Linked DNA regions of Homo sapiens: region 2 is linked to region 1. The links are chromatin loops, found by intact Hi-C in ENCODE. Cell type or tissue: CD4-positive, alpha-beta T cell. All regions are shown on one strand.

Region 1 (8,000 bases):
AATGAATCTATTCAACCAGACTCAGAATCTGTTCTGAAGGCAACCTGAGATGTGCTGGGGAAGCTCATGATGTTGACCCCAAAGACTAAGGACGATCCCGACTTCCTGGTTTCCTCAGTAACCCATTAGGCTGAGTATCTAAACCTATCATCTTTTAGTTATATATCCTGAAAGAAGCCTTCAATTAGGAAGTTTCATAAATACAGACTATTGTGTGAATTGCTATTTTATAATCTCCTTTTCCACATAAATCATCATATTTTAATGTTAGGATACATATTCCCACCCAAGACCACCTCATTTTTTTTTTAAAAAAGCAAACAGTCACTGAGTTGCTTTGTGAACTAGATCATAGGTTTACACCAGTACTTCTAAAGAGTAAAAAAACAAACAAAAAAAAACTATGACTATTTTAAGTTGCAGAGAATGTAATTTCTAGTACTAAAAATATTAACATATTATCTTAGAACTGTTTTATCACTCTTTTTAAGGAATAAACTTGGAATACAAATGCTAGTGACTGGATATCCACCATCTCCATTTAAAAAAACAAAACGTGAAATTGCTGGACTATGAAAAGTTTAAAATTTTTTACATCTTTTTCCAACTCATATTTTCACTCCACTGTGTCCACAGAATTTTATTCTAAAGTAATATATGATTATACTTGAAAAGCTTTTACTGATCCCTCTGTCATACTTGTCTATATGTATGTAAACTGAAATTTAAAATGGTAATTAAAAAAAAATTTCCCATGACCATAAGTCTCTAGATGTCAAGAATTCTTCTGTAGCTCTCTCAGGTCCTTACTTCCAAGATGACAAAGAAAAGAAAGGAACAATGATCGTGCCAAAAAGGGCTGTGGCCAGTAGTGGCACATACTATGTCCGATGCATGCCCAAGGAAAAGACCATTAAGAAGCTCGTCGTGCAAAACATAGTAGAGGCCGCAGCAGTCAGGGACATTACTGCAGTGAGCAACTTTGCCTCCTATGTTCTTCCCAAGCTGTATGCGAAGCTACATTAAGGTGTGAGTTGTGCCATTCACAGCAAGGCAGTCAGTAATCCATCTTGTGAATCCCACAAGGACCAAATACCCCAATCTGATTTAAACCTGTGGGTGCTGCCTCATGACCCTCACCAAAGCCCATGTAAGGAGCTGAATCCTTAAGGACTGAAGAGAAACTATTCTCTTGAGGAAAAGAAAATGGAAATTGTACTTTTTAAAGAAGAGAATTCTTCTGTATATCATTAAATTATAACAAGCATATGATTAATTCAAACATGATTTGCAAATTTTGACAGAGAGATAAAAACAGATTTGGAAAATGCATTTTTAGTGAGTTAATGCTACCTTTCCTCTCCAATTACTTTATGTACACTAATGTGTATATAGTACTATAGTCAAATATCACTTATTATCACTTATTAAGGGAAGTTAGAGTTTAGCATAAATTATATTGCTTTTTGGGGTGTAAATACTGAGAAATTCTATTCGCATAAGATGTGAAAAGAAGTTTTGTTATACCCAAGTCTCTCCATGTTTTGAACTCCTCCCCAGTTAATCACCAAAATACACACACACACACACACACACACACACACCATGATCTAGTTATCAAAAAACTTTTTCTGTCATTTATCAGCTGGCTTATTAAAATAAATCAATTTTTCCCTAGAAAATCCTTAGTAATTCTCCACATTGCTAAGATACACCATAGCAAGATTCTGGATGGTGAGAAGTTAATGGTCCAAAGTACCGCAACCTTAATAGTCCAACCTATCTTCAATACTTTTTACAATAACCACACAAAGTGGTCCCTAGTGAACATAAACCCTTAAGTGGGCTGAGGAAACTTATATGTCTTCTTGATAGAACTTTCTGCAATGATGGAAATGTTCTCTATCTTTGCAGTCCAATATGATAGCCACTGGCCATATATGACTATTTAAACTTAAAAATTCATAATGCTCAATAGTAACACGTGGCTAGTAGCAAACTGTATTGGAAAGCATATTTACGGCCCTCTACTCAGTGTGGTCTGCAGTTTCAGCTGGCACTTTGTTAGAAATGCACAACCTCAGGTCTAGTCTCAGAGCTACAGAAATGGATTCTGCATTTTAACAAAATTCCCAGGTAATTCATATATACTCAAAGTTGAGAAGCACTGTATTAGAAACCTCTAATTTGTACAAAAATTTTCCTTATATTGACTAAAAACCTGCTTTCCCAATATGTCCACCTTCTAGTCTTAATTATTGCTTCTGGCCGCACAGTGCAAAATTCAACTCCCCTTTCCAAACAGCCCTTCCAAGTGTGGACCTAACAGGAAGAGGCTGAGGCAAAATTAATATGAGTAGTTGCCCTGACTATAGGCTTCGATTACAGTAGTTACAAGTGGATTTTTAAAGCAAAAGAAGGGGCAGTTCCTATATTCACCAAGAATTTGCATTGAAATAACAGGAGGTAGCCCGGGGGTGGCACCAGGCATTTGTAGTCCCAGCTACTTGGGAAGCCGCCAAGGCAAGAGGATCTTTTGAGGCCAGGAGTTTGAGACGAGCCTGGGCAGTATGGTGAGACCTCCTCTCTACAAAAAAAAAAAATTTTTAATTTGGTGGGCATGATGGCACATGCCTGTAGTTCCAGCTACTCAGAGGTTGAGGTAAGAGGATCTCTTTTTTTTTTTTTTTTCTGAGACAGTCTCCCTCTGTTGCCCAGGCTGGAGTGCAGTGGCTCAATTTCGGCTAACTGCAACCTCCTGATTCTTCTGCCTCAGCCTCCTGAGTAGCTGGGATTACAGGTGTGCACCACCATGCCCAGCTAATTTTTGCATTTTCAGTAGAGACAGGGTTTCACCATGTTGGCCAGGCTGGTCTCGAACTCCAGACCTTAAGTGATCCACCCGCCTCAGCCTCCCAAAGAAAGCCTCCCAAAGTTGGGACTACAGGCATGAGCCCCTGTGCTCACCCGAGGCAAGAAGATCTCTTAAGCCCAGGAGTTCCAGGCTGCAGTGAGCTATGATCACAGAGCTGCACTCCAGCCTGGGTGACGTAAGAGAGATCCCATCTAAAAAATAAATAAATAAAATAATAACACAAGCGATTGATTAGCTATACATTGTTCTTTGTATCACACATTCCAGGTACATTAAGATAATGGGAGAGGCAGCTAGTCAGGGACAAAATTCCTTTAAATAATTGTCCCGGGGCTGCATAGGGGAGTATGGTTGAAGTCTCTCTGGGCTCTGATAAATTTTGTATACATCACAGAGTTCTGGTTGTTCTATTTTCCTTTTCTCACCAGTAATTTCCCAGCTACTGAATTCTCTGCCTACCCACGTTTTCCCGGTCTATTTGTTTGTTTTTTGAGGGCAGGGTCTCACTTGTCGCCCAGGCTGGAGTGCAGTGGCGCAATGACAGCTCATTGCAGCCTTGACCTCCCAGGCTCAGGTGATCCTCCCACCTCAGCGTCCCAGGCGTGCGCCACCACACCCAGCTAATTTTTTGTAGAGACGGGGTCTCGTCATGTTGCCCAGGCTGGTCTCGAACTCCTGGGGCTCAGGTGATCTGCCCACTTAGGCATCCCAAAGTGCTGGTATTACTCTCATGAGGCACCACGCCCGGCCGCAAGTCTAATTTTCTTAAAGAGTTAAATATACAGAATTCATTCAAGTGTGCTTCAGTGCCAGAAAGCGTTCCAAACTGGGTTTCCCGACTTTTGCAAAACACGTGTCTAAGCGTGTGGGTGAAAGAACAGACGACTCTCGAGGAGCCCAACCCCTGGCCTCTGTGCTTCTCATGCTTACTCCCCAAACCAAGAGTAGGGTCGGTCTGCCTGCTTGGCTCTTTTGCTCTCACTCACGGCCCAACTCCTGTCACCCTCTTCCATTTCCTTGTCCTCCTTCCCGCCACCAAGCCCTGTCCTTTCCCTTCCTAGGCCAGCACCTGACTCAGAAGACGCGGTCGAGACACGATGCCCCGCAGATCGATGTAGATGGGGGAGGAAAGCCCGCTCTTCAGCACGAAGTCCCCAAACTTGAAAGCCTGCACGTCGTACAGACCCGTCACCAATGGCCCCAAAGCTGCACGAGCGACCGCCATTGTCGCGCGCTGCCTGTTTGCTTCAAATTCCCAGGCGCCCCGGGCCTCCGGCGCCCCGATGACGTCACCCGCGAAGTCCCGCCTCTTCCGCCTGCCTCGTCTGCAGCTTTCCCGGCTTGCTGCACCCGTGGGTTTCCCCGGGCTCAAGGGTCAGGTGGATGGTAGCGAACCTAGCGCCAGTTTGTGCTTCTCCTGGTTTCTTCTGGATGGGGTCGCTGGGGTTCAAAGCCCAGAACAGCTAGATTGACTGTAGGATCATGAAGTCCCACCTTTCATGAGAGTTTGCATAAATCCTGTCCATTTTTTAATAGCCAATGCCTTCTCGACTAGTTCTCTTAATTATCTCTACTCCTTGGCCTAACATGTTATATTTGCTAGTTATTAGCCAAGATTTACCCCCCATGTTTCTCCAAATAGAATATAAGTTATCAAAGACAGGGACCTTTACTCAATTCTTTTATTAACTTCATAGCATCTAGTACGTGACAGTTCCATAGCAGTTTGCACATAGGAATATATAGCACTTAGATCATTACAGTATTCATTACCTCTTTTGTCTGTACTCTGCTTCCTGGAGGAGTACTTTTTTATTTCCTTTGGCGTACCTCAAATGCTTAGGTAATAGGTGTAGAAAAGGTAAGGGAGGGAAGGAGGAGAGTTAGAAGACGGTTAATTGATTGGTATCAGGGTTATCCAGGAGGATAATATTGCTAGACAATCTGAAAATCCAAACATATTTGGTCTTTACAAATAAATCCCTTAAAGAAATAATCAATAAATAATCTGTACAAATAAATCCCTTCTCCATTGTGTATATAAGGCAATACTTTATTCTAGCTTAAGGAAAATAACCCTTAAATTCACATAAAGAATGAAACCTTGTCATTTGCAGCAAGGTGGATGAACCTGAAGGACATTATGTTAGTGAAACAAGCCAGGAACAGGAAGATAAATACCAAATGTTCTCGCTCATATGCAGAAGCTAAAAAAGTTGATCTCATGGAGCTAGAGAATAAAATAGTAATCACTAGAGGCTGGGAAGGGTAGGGGGTGGTTAAAGGACACAAATTACAGCTAGATAGGAGGAATAAGTCCTAGTGTTCCATTGCACTGTAGGGTGACTGTAGTCAATAATAATTTACTATATATTTTAAAATAGCTAGAAGAGGGGCGTTTGAATGTTCCCAACACAAAGAAAGGATAAATATTTAAGGTGAGGAATATATGAATTACTCTGATTTGATCACTGTACATTGTGTGTATTGAAATAGCACTATGTACCCAATAAATGTGTACGATATCATGTGTCAACTATAACAAATACTTTTTTAAAAAAGAGGAACAGATAAGGCATAGCTGTATAGTGCACTACAAAGAACATGAAGTTTCAAACCAAAACATTTGGATTTTAGTCCCATTCTACTTACTGGCTGAGTGATCTTTGGCAATGCATTTTGAGCTATATGAGTCTCAATTTTCTCAAAAATAGAATGAAGAAGCCGGGCGCGGTGGCTCACGCCTGTAATCCCAGCACTTTGGGAGGCTGAGGCGGGCGGATCACGAGGTCAGGAGATCAAGACCATCTTGGCTAACATGGTGAAACCCCGTCTCTACTAAAAATACAAAAAAATTAGCTGGGCATGGTGGTAGGCGCCTGTAGTCCCAGCTACTCGGGAGGCTGAGGCAGGAGAATGGTGTGAACCCGGGAGGCAAAGCTTGCAGTGAGCCGAGATCGCATCACTGCACTCCAGGCTGGGCGAAAGAGCCAGACTGCGCTCAAAAAAAAAAAAAAAGAATGAAGATAATAATATTAACTTTCTCCAAAAATCACTATGAAGATTCAATAAGATAGTTCACTCAAAAACACTTGATAAAAAGTTGGTAGAGCTGAGTGTGGTGGCTCATGCCTGTAATCCCAGTACTTTGGGAGGCCGAGGGAAGTGGATCACCTGAGGTTGAGAGTTCGAGACCAGCCCAGTCAACATGATGAAACCCCGTCTCTACCAAAAAATACAAAAATTAGCCGGGCATAGTAGCACATGCCTATAGTCCCAGCTACTTGGGAGGCTGAGGCAGGAGAATTGCTTGAACCCCGAGGGGGTGGAGGTTGCAGTGAGCCAAGATCATGCCACTACACTCCAGCCTGGGCAACAGAGACTCTGTCTCAACAACAACAAACAAACAAACAAACAACAACAACAACAAAAAAAAAAGCAGAGGAACATAGATTGTACCAATTCATTTTGTGTTCTCCATTTCATTTACTTAGGCTGGGTAAAGGATCTTGGCTTTAACCAATATTTAGTCTTACTATTTTAGGTATTTACCCTAAAGAGTTTCCATGAATGTAAAATTTCATGCAGTAGTTCAATCTGAGCCTTTTCATGGACCTAGCTCTATATTGCTTACTGAATCCCTTCTGTATTCTACTCTGATATCTATTTTAGACTGAGCTTGTGGGGTTCTGATTATCATTTGTATTAGGGCTTTTGCTAATATTCCATAACTATATTGGTGATTCCTCTGAACCACTCCCCTTCAAAAAAATATAGGCTGAGGTACTGTTATTTAATTATTTATTATTGTTTGACCTACACTATACACACACAGAGACACTGAAACACACACATACACATTTATTTTAAGTTATGTTCTAGGGCCAGGTCAGTGGCTCATGCCTGCAATCCCAGCACTTTGGGAGGCAGAGATGGGAAGCCCAGGAGTTTGAGACCAGCCTGGGTAACATGATGAGACTCTGTCTCTTCAAAAAATAAAAAAAATTAGCCAGACATCATGGCACACACTTGTGGTCCCAGCTACTGGGGAGGCTGAGGCAGGAATATCACTTGAGCCTGGGAGGTTGAGGCCACAGTGAACTGTGATCATGCCACTGCAGTCCAGCCTGAGTGACAGAGTGAGACCCTGTGCCAAAAAAAAAAAAAAAGTTATCTTCCAGTGAATGTCTCAGTGACCTTGAACAATCACCTAGATTCTGTGACTCAGTTTTCTCTAATCCAAGTAAAATAACTTACTTCATAAGAATTTGTTGGGATTAAATGAAATATTAATTACAAATGGGCTTCATAAGCTATATAGGTGCTAAAATACATACAAATTCTAGATAAAAAAAAAGCCCATAAGGGGCTTATGATTTTAACTCATAAACCTGATTCTGATTTCATTTCTAATATTCTTTATTATCTATATTTTCTCAGGAGATTGTGCTGATGAGCCAATGTGAAGAGCCCATGCTTTTGACAAGTGTTTCTCATTACAAATAAATGCAATAAAATCTTAATGAAATAGAAGCCAAATGTTAAAACATGTTTTTGTTTTCTTGGCAAAATAAGCTAATCAAAACACTTTAACACTCTGGCTAATTGACAGTATACCATGAATCAGCCTCATTTGCACGTGGGTGGCACATTTAAACTTTCAAAGCCTGATCATATCTGTATAGGCTAACCCAAATTGCTGGAGTCCACACCAGAATGTATAAACTTGTGAGATCCAGCCCAAAATACCCTCCAGACAGTCTAACAACATTATCACCTGAAATACCAGTATGAAATTAACAACAACCCGAGGCTTTTTTTTTTTTTTTTTTTTTTTTTTTTTTTTTTTTTTGAGATAGGGTCTGGTCTCACTTTGTTGCCCAGGCTAGAGTGAGGTAGCATAATCACAGCTCACTGTAGCTTCTACCTCCCGGGTTCAGATGATGCTTCCACCTCAGCCTCCCAAGTAGATGGGATCACAGGCATGCACCAACACACTCAGTTAATATTTTTAAAACAATTTTTAATATGTGGGGGGTTGGGGGGACGTGGGTGTCTCCTTATTTTGTCCAGGCTGGTGTCAAACTCCTGGGCTCAAGAGATCCTTCCACTTTGGCCTTTCAAA
Region 2 (8,000 bases), 1.2 Mb before region 1:
ACCACCACGCCCAGCTAATTTTTGTATTTTTAGTAGAGATGGGTTTTTGCCATGTTGGCTAGGCCGGTCTTGAAGTCCTGACCTCAGGTGATCCGTCCACCTCAGCTTCCCAAAGTCCTGGGATTACAGGTGTGAGCCAGTGCACCCAGCCTTGTGCTGGGTTTGAAAGCAGCTATCCCTACATTTCATGCTTCACCACCTACAAGAGTGAGGCTAAGGGTGCAACTCAGAGCAGGGTGCGAGATAACTTCAGGTATCTCCATGCTCGAAGCCCTGACCTACTGTATTGCCCCGAAAGTCTTCCCTGCTGTGGCTGCATCTTTTCCACATGGATAATCTTGGTTCACCTCTAGCACAGGAATTCTTCACTGGGGCTCCTAGGATGGGCTGGTTGGGTGGGGGTGGAGAATGTCTGCCTCCAGAGTTTGTATGGAAAATGTATTCTTCTGGTGCACTTCTTTCTGGGACGGAGTCTACTGCTTTGTCTTTTCAGAAGGGCTCATGGCCCTTCACAGGTGAAGACCCAGGATGCAGGGTGATCTGCACTTGGCCCTCAAGGCCAAGGTCAGGCTGTGGCTGGGCCTGGTGGTGATCCTGCCTCTCACCTGCATGCAGATGCTCTTGAGTCCAAACCCCACCCTGGGCAAAGTAAGGGCCCATTTAGGTCTAGAAGAGACAGGAGTGGGCAGGACAGGCCTCATGAATGCAAAAAAGAAAGTCTCTGAGCATCTACCAAATGCTAGAAGCTGTTTTGCACCTGTCATCTCTGTTTTTGCTGTGGATGGTTTAAAAAACTTTCCTTAGATTTCCCCCTCTCATGCAGATTTTTGTATATTCTGATGTCTTTGTCTAAGTCTTAGATAGAAAATGAAAGAGCTGGAGCTGTCAGAGGTGCCAACACCCACCTGCAGTGCTGACTCAATGTTCAATGTTCTTTGAACAGGGGTGTTTTTAAAGGGTACAAGCACACCTGTGGTTCTTCTCTCAGGTCTTCCGGAGAGATTCAGGAGACAGGGTCATGAGTCCCAGGGACTCTGGGATTCTTACCTTCTGCAAAATATCCCGCAGAAGCTCAGAATCTGATGAGTCTGTTAATTTTGCTTCTAAGCTCTGTGTGGACGGGAGAGAGAGAAATCTCAAGGGCGCATTCACAGGAACATTAAACACGCAATAGAATGTGTTGGCAAAGCGCTGTGTGATCTCTCCCTGGGGACGTGGAGCCAGTTGGAAGTGGAAGCCACAGCAGCTGAAAGCCTGACCTTCAGATGTCACAGGGTGCACCTGGATGAGTCACAGGAAGAAGGCTAGAAGACTGACTCTTGGCCACATTAGTCCTGGCTACTTAGCGGCCACCTGGGTCATGGGCCAGCTCCCTGGTTGCACTGGTCAGCCAGGAATTAACAGGGCAGCCATGGCACCAAGGTTTGATGGGCTTGCCATCTGAGTTTAAGTGGAAATGCAGAATGTGCCCATACCAGCCTGGGTTACATTGTCCTCTCACAGGGGCCTCAAGCCCAGCAGCAAACTTTGGCTCCCGAGTTAGGCAGACTGTCTCAGCTGGTATGTGACACAGGGCAAGGCACTTCATTGCTTCAGAGCTCCTTCCATGCTGTAAAAGGCCTTACAAGACCTGGTCCTAATCCCTCTCTCTGGCCTGTTCTCCCTCACCCCTGGCCCACACTGCTCACTCCACTCCAGCCACACTGGCTGCCTTGCTGTTGTTCCTCAACCACAGCTGGCTTGTTTCCACCACAGGGCCTTTGCATATCCTGTTCCCCAAGCCCTTCCCATGGCTGGCTGCTTCACCACTCAGGCCCCAGTTCAAAAGCCACCTCTTTGGGGAAGGCTTCCCTGATTCCCCGACTTTGGTGACTTTTCTCCCCAGTTGCTCCATTCACCATTTCCCTGTTTTATTGGCTTTAAAGCCACTCTCATCTGGTCTTTTCTTGTTTATTTATTTATTTGTTTATTCTCTGGCTCTCCCATGCAAGCAGAGCCTCATCTGTCATGGGTACTGCTGATCCATGGTGCCTGGCTCACGGAAGGCATTTATTAAACATTTTGAGACTGAATAAAAACACTAGCTAACACCGACATGCATTTACCATGAGCCAGGCACTGATCCACAGGCTTTTGTACTCAACCCTGACAACAACCCTAAGAGGTAGGTATCATTATATCCCCCATTTTATTAATAAGAAAACAACAGCACAGAGAGATGTAGTCACTTGCCCAAGGTCACACAGGGCCAGGGGTTGGGACAGGATTTGAAGCAGGCAGGCTGTCTCCTGGGTCTGAACTCTCAACTACTGCACCCTAATCAAACAATCCCTCTGGTCAAATGTGAGTGATAATAATAGTACCCACCTCATGGGTGTTGAGGGTGAGCCCAAGTTAGCATTCAGCGTGGGCATGTGAACAATTATAGCCAATATTGAATGGAGACCTATGATGCTTTTATGAAGGTTTCTATTTTGGGTTAAAAATGCACAAATTTCTCCTGACCAGAAATGATCTCTGAGTGCTAAATATTTCATATCAATGGAATAACGCAAATGATTAAGCAACACCCCATAAAATTCCAGGGAGGAATATATATCCAAACTGACTCATCCCAGTGAGCTCACTGCACATGAATTACAAATGGGGCCGGGTGCATTAAGCCCCTCTACTGGCAGAAGGGAGGCTGCTGCCTGCCATGTGCCTGTGCTGAGAATGGTAGGTCCCCAGGGAGACGAGAGGCCACCCCCTTCTCTGTCTCTTCCATCACAGGTGTGAGAGCCTCAGAGCATGAGCCGATTCTGTGCAGTTCTCAACATACAGATGAGAACACTGAGGCACGAGGGGACAGCCTGTGACCTGGTCACCGCGCTCAGGAGGACGTGGTTACCCGCGGTCCTGAGGGCGCTGACTTTTTAGAATGGGCGAGGGCAGCTGTGTCCCAGTGACCAGAACGATTACTGCCTTTAAAAAGTCGTGAAAATGATCGTGAACTGTATCCCACAACGAGTGCGCCTCTGCCCCCTAAGACGGTGGAGAGGCCCCCAGCTTATGCCGCCAGCCCGCGGGGCAGGAAGGGTGTGAGCGACTCTGGCCAGGCCCCAGGGATGGGGACCGGGTCGCGCGGACCTGACTGGCGGGAGCCCAGGCACTCACGTGGCGGGCGTGTCGGGGGCTTCTGCACGGAGACCCATCCCGTCTGCCCCTGGACTCCCGCGAGCCCTGCGGGCCTCTCCGCTCGCCCCGCCGCCCACCTGCCAGGGGAAGGAGCGCAGCGCGCGCGCCGCCAGAAAGCGGCGCTGCAAACTCTGCAGCAAGAGTTAGGTCCCAGCGTTCTCCTCGGGCGCCATGACGTGGGCGGGGCCGCAGTGTTGCCGGGAGACCGTGCGGAAGCCGGGCCTGGACTGAAGACGGGGCGGGCCCAGGGCAGTGCGCGGGGGCAGAGAGGGGGCGGGGCCTGCGGGTAGGGTCAGGAGGAGAGTCGTGGGGGCGGCTCTAGGGCGGGGCCAGGATGAGCGTTATGAGGCGGGGGCTTGGGGTGGGGCCAGGATGAGCGTCATGAGGGCGAGGCCTGGGGTAGGGCCAGGATAAGCGTCGTTGGGGCAGGTCCTGGGGAGAGTTCAGGTTGGCGGGTCCTGGGGCGGGGCCAGGACAGGGCGATCCTGGAAGCGGGGCTTCGGAAGCGTCCAGGTTGGAGGCGTCCTGGAGGCGGGGCCTTGCGTGGGGGCAGGATAAGAGTCCTGGAGGCGGGCGTTAGGGTGGGGGTAAACGATGATTGGGTTCAGGAGGCGAGAGTCGGAGCAGAGCCCAGGAGACAGGTCTTAGGGCGGGGCTAAGGCCAGACCCAGAGAAGGGCTCAGGAGGCGGGGCCAGGGCGGGGCGTTGACTATGTCGTAGCACGTTGCCAGGCACTGCTCGAACTCTGGGAGGCGGATCTTAGGACAGGCCGACGTGGGGAGGGGCCCAGGGTCCGGGAGGCGGGGCCGAGTCTAGGCTGCGGGCTGCGCTCAGGAGGCGGGCCCTGGGAGGCGGAGCTTAGGGAGGGTCCGGTGTTGGCAGGGACCAAGGGACTGGGAGGCGGATCGGGGCTGGGCTCAGGGGCCGAGAGGGAGCTGGGCTTGGGGCGGGGCCGAGACGGAGCGAGGGGTCCAGGGTGTGAGAAACGGGGAGGGGTTTGAGGAGGGGATTGGAGTGTGGCTCAAGTTCGGGAGGCGTTACCTGCGGAGGGTTTGAGGCAGGCCCAGGAGCGAGCCCACGGTCTGCCGACGCGGGGCCAGCGGCGGGCCCCAGGATCCGGAGCTTCGGGCGGGGCCGAGTCCAGGTTTGGGGCCCGGGAGGTGGGGCCGGTTAGGGCGAGGGTCCCCGGGATCGTAGTGTCAGGCCTTGGGCCAACGTAGGCACTCGCAGTTCCTCCGCCTTCAGGAAGGTCTTTTTGGCAGGGGCCTTACGGGTGCGCGCTTCGGTCCTGGAGGCGTTATCCTAGCCTCCTCTCCATCAGCGCCACCCGTCTGGGGCCCGATAGGAGGGAGCTTTCTGTCTGTCCCCCAGCCTTTGGACTGTCACCAAACAAGCCATCCGTTCACCAAATACTTATTAAGCGCCTACCATGTGTCTGGCAAGGGAGGTGTAACAGTGAGAAAAACTAGGTGTGGTCCAGGCCCTCCAGGGGCTCAGGGGCTCGTGGAAGAAGTGGACATTGAAGTACTTACCACACAAATGAGCATGAAAGTACAATAGCAATATCTGCCACGAAGGCGAGCAGACAGAGCTAGCAGGGCTTCCAGGAGGAGTTTTGATCTTGCAGGGACAGGAAGGAGGAGTTAGCTCCTGGGGGGCGGGATTGGGGGTGGTGGTGATATAGACGTGGGGACAGAGTGGAAAACAACAAAAATATAATTATTTTAGTTCAAAGTTATTGTGTCTTGAGTTGAAAGGCAGGGCAGTTAGCGACACGGTTCAGATTTCAGTACTGCCCCTGAAATCTGAATTGTGTTCAAAGTCTAAAACGTTTACCTTAGCAAATCCCTCATAAAACTCCATTTGGAAGAGTCCCGAGAGCTAATTTGTTAAGTATACTTGCAGAAGGTAGATGAGGAGACAGATTAAATCTTATTACCTCTTTCAGATGAGAGGCACTTGAGCCCTGCTCAGCCGTGAGAATAAGAGGGGGAATTAATTCTAATTGAATACACTTGTTCTCTCACAGCTGTTGTTCCCCACCAGAACCAAATGAGCGCAAGATCTGACAAAGAAAAAAAAAGGTTCATCTTTTATTCCGCCAAACACTTTCATCTAAATCAAGAGGGTGGGATGTGGTTATTGCTGTGTTTTTAGACAGAATCAACAGTTTCTGGGTCTGAGATATTGCATACACCCTCTCAGTCCCTGTATCCTCAGATGGAGTCACCTGAGAATCCACAGCAAGTCCTAACCGGGGATGGGTCTGGGTGGTTAAGGAAGGTTGGCCTCAGAACTGGGCCAGGGGCACTGCTTTGCTTTTGCTGTTTTGATCAGCTCTCTGCCCGCAGGAGACAAGGAAAACCAATGGGAACAGGTTAGTTACACTCATAAATCCTGGGCTTATTTTATTAACTCACATAATAGCTATTAATTGCCTTTCCTCCAAGGAGCAAAAGGGCATATACGGTCAATGCTATAATAAGTAACACTGTATTATGTTATACTAAAATATTAATAAATCTAGGTTGGTTCAGTCTTTCCTGATTCCATAGATTGGAAGCGGATTGAGGAAGGACCCTAGCGGACCACAGAGCTGAGCCATGCACACAGAAGAAATCTTTTCTTCTTTTTTTTTTTTTTTTTTTTTTTTTTTTGAGACAGAGTTTCACTCTCTTGTTGCCCAGGCTGGAGTGCAATGGCGCAATCTCGGCTCACTGCAACCTCCACCTCCCGGGTTCAAGCGATTCTCCTGCCTCAGCCTCCCAAGTAGTGGGATTACAGGCGTGAGCCACCATGCCGGGCCATGTTTGTATTTTTAGTGGAGACAGGGTTTGAACACGTTGGCCAGGCTGGTCTCAAATACCTGACCTCAGGTGATCCGCCCGCCTCTGCCTCCCAAAGTGCTGGGATTACAGGCATGAACCACCACGCCCGGCCAGAAGAAATCTTTATTTTGGTGTGCGGGCTCGGATGAGGGCCAAATGTCATCTATCTTGGATCTGAATCTGGAAGGATCAAGGCACTGAAGGGATTTTTTTGTTTCAGAGAGTCTCCCTCTGTTGCCAGGCTGGAGTGCAGTGGCATGATCTCGGCTCCTGCAACTTCTGCCTCCCAGGCTCAAGCGATTCTCCTGCCTCAACCTCCCGAGTAGCTGGGACTACAGCCACGCGTCACCACGCCCAGCTAATTTTTGTATTTTTTAGTAGAGACAGGGTTTCACCATGTTGGCCAGGAGTGTCTCAATCTCTTGACCTCATGATCCATCTGCCTTGGCCTCCCAAAGGGCTGGGATTACAGGCGTGAGCCACCATGCCCGGCCTCACTGAAGGGATTTTTTTTAATGTCACGTGGCTCTCACAGGTGCAGTGTGTTCAGGTGCAAGTGAAGATTAGGACTGATGCTTAAAACCAAACGTAAAATTCCAGGTGGTGTTACTATGGGGAAGAGCATTAGGACAATCTGAATGGTTTCAGTTGCAAGAGTGTGCGTATACGTGCAAGAACTACAGTCAAGATTCAACTTCTGGCTTTGAGGGTCTCTTTAATAACAGTAATAACAACCTAAGGCAGTTTAACAGTATGGAATGGTTGCCTTTTAGAAATTAAGCTATGGGCATGGAAGTTCAGTCAGTACATTGAAGTTTTTCCTTTATCTCTCCTATGGTTAATGGTTTCTGCAGAAAAGGACCAATTGATTTCTTTCTAAAACGTTGCTTCAGGGTGTAGGGACCTTTATAGGTCATGTTTCAACTTACAGAAAATTTTATAGTTCAAATATAAATTACGTTCAATGTGGACTTTGTAATAGAATTTAAGGTTAAGTAAAGTTTCTGCTTTCCTTAGGCTGTTTGCAGTGCCCAGCAGGCCCCATGATATTGAGATGGAAGTTATGTTAAAGGAGGAGATCGGTCAGGGATGGGCAGAATAAGGACTATGGGCAGCTCAGGCTAATGATACAATGATTGAGGTGTAGAAAGAGGGCCAGGCACGGGATAACGCCTATAATCTCAGTGCTTTGGGAGGCCAAAGCAAGAGGATCACTTGAGGTCAGGAGAGCAGCCTGGTCAACAGAGTGAGACCTAATCTGTACAAAAAAAAAAAAATAGTTGGGCATGGTGGTGTGCTCCTGTAGTCTCAGCCACTTGGAAGGCTGAGGTCAGGGGATCCCTTGAGCCCAGGAGTTTGAGGCTGCAGTGAGCTATAATGACATAACTGTACTCCAGCCTGGGGGATAGGGTGAGGCCCTGACTCAAAAACAATTGAGTCAGGGAAAAAATTGGAAATCTTAATCCTCCGTAGCCAGGAATGTGACCTTATTTGGAAATAGGGTATTTGTAGATATAATCAAGTAATGATGAGTCATACTGGATTGGGGGCTGCTGGTAAGGAGGCAGATGCAATGACTGGTGTCCTTGTAAAAGGAAAGAATGAGGGCTGGGCATGGTGGCTCATGCCTGTAATCTCAGCACATTTTGGGAGGGTGAGGTGGGCGGATCACTTGAGGTCAGGAGTTCGAGACCAGCCTGGCCAACATGGTGAAACTCCATCTCTACTAACAACACAAAATTAGCACTGCGTGGTGGCGGGCGCCTGTAATCTCAGCTACTCAGGAGGCTGAGGTGAGAGAATCGCCAGAACCTAGGAGGCGGAGGTTGCAGTGAGCCAAGATTGTGCCACTGCACTTCAGCCTGGGTGACAGAGGGAAACTCCATCTCAAAAAAATAAAATAAGAGAGGAGAATGTCAGGTGAAGACAGAGACAGAGGGAGATGGCAGCCATGTGATGAGGGAGGAGAGATTGGAGCGATGCATCTACAAGGAA

The links. A loop is a pair of places that touch in the nucleus more often than their neighbours do. Peaks named below come from ENCODE experiments on the same cell type or tissue, not always from the same donor. Only the 100,000 strongest peaks of a DNase experiment are listed, where the experiment ranks them.
Region 2: a loop joins it to region 1, with 9 times the contacts of the local background. A loop is called at or near these places in 3 of 110 quality-filtered maps.

Annotation. Positions count from the first base shown.
Region 1 is chr3:124,726,572-124,734,571 of GRCh38, reverse strand. UMPS (uridine monophosphate synthetase) reads right to left here and starts at 4,120. Exons shown (of 6, transcript NM_000373.4): 1 at 3,945-4,120. The coding sequence starts at 4,100. It overlaps MIR544B (microRNA 544b), which reads right to left and starts at 2,133; the gene lies at 2,056-2,133. It also overlaps the pseudogene RPS26P22. RefSeq lists enhancers at 4,041-4,450, 3,863-4,462. In CD4-positive, alpha-beta T cell, no CTCF peak of the experiment used is centred here; a DNase peak (open chromatin) is centred at 4,171; H3K4me3 peaks cover 1,646 bases; H3K27ac peaks cover 1,009 bases; H3K27me3 peaks cover 594 bases.
Region 2 is chr3:125,911,974-125,919,973 of GRCh38, reverse strand. It overlaps LOC102723696 (a long non-coding RNA gene), which reads left to right and starts at 4,328. Exons shown (of 5, transcript XR_007096049.1): 1 at 4,328-5,554. It also overlaps the pseudogene FAM86JP. RefSeq lists silencers at 3,080-3,279, 3,840-4,109, 4,130-4,179 and an enhancer at 3,039-3,629. In CD4-positive, alpha-beta T cell, no CTCF peak of the experiment used is centred here; DNase peaks (open chromatin) are centred at 2,753, 3,423, 3,853 and 4,325; H3K4me3 peaks cover 2,163 bases; H3K27ac peaks cover 1,962 bases.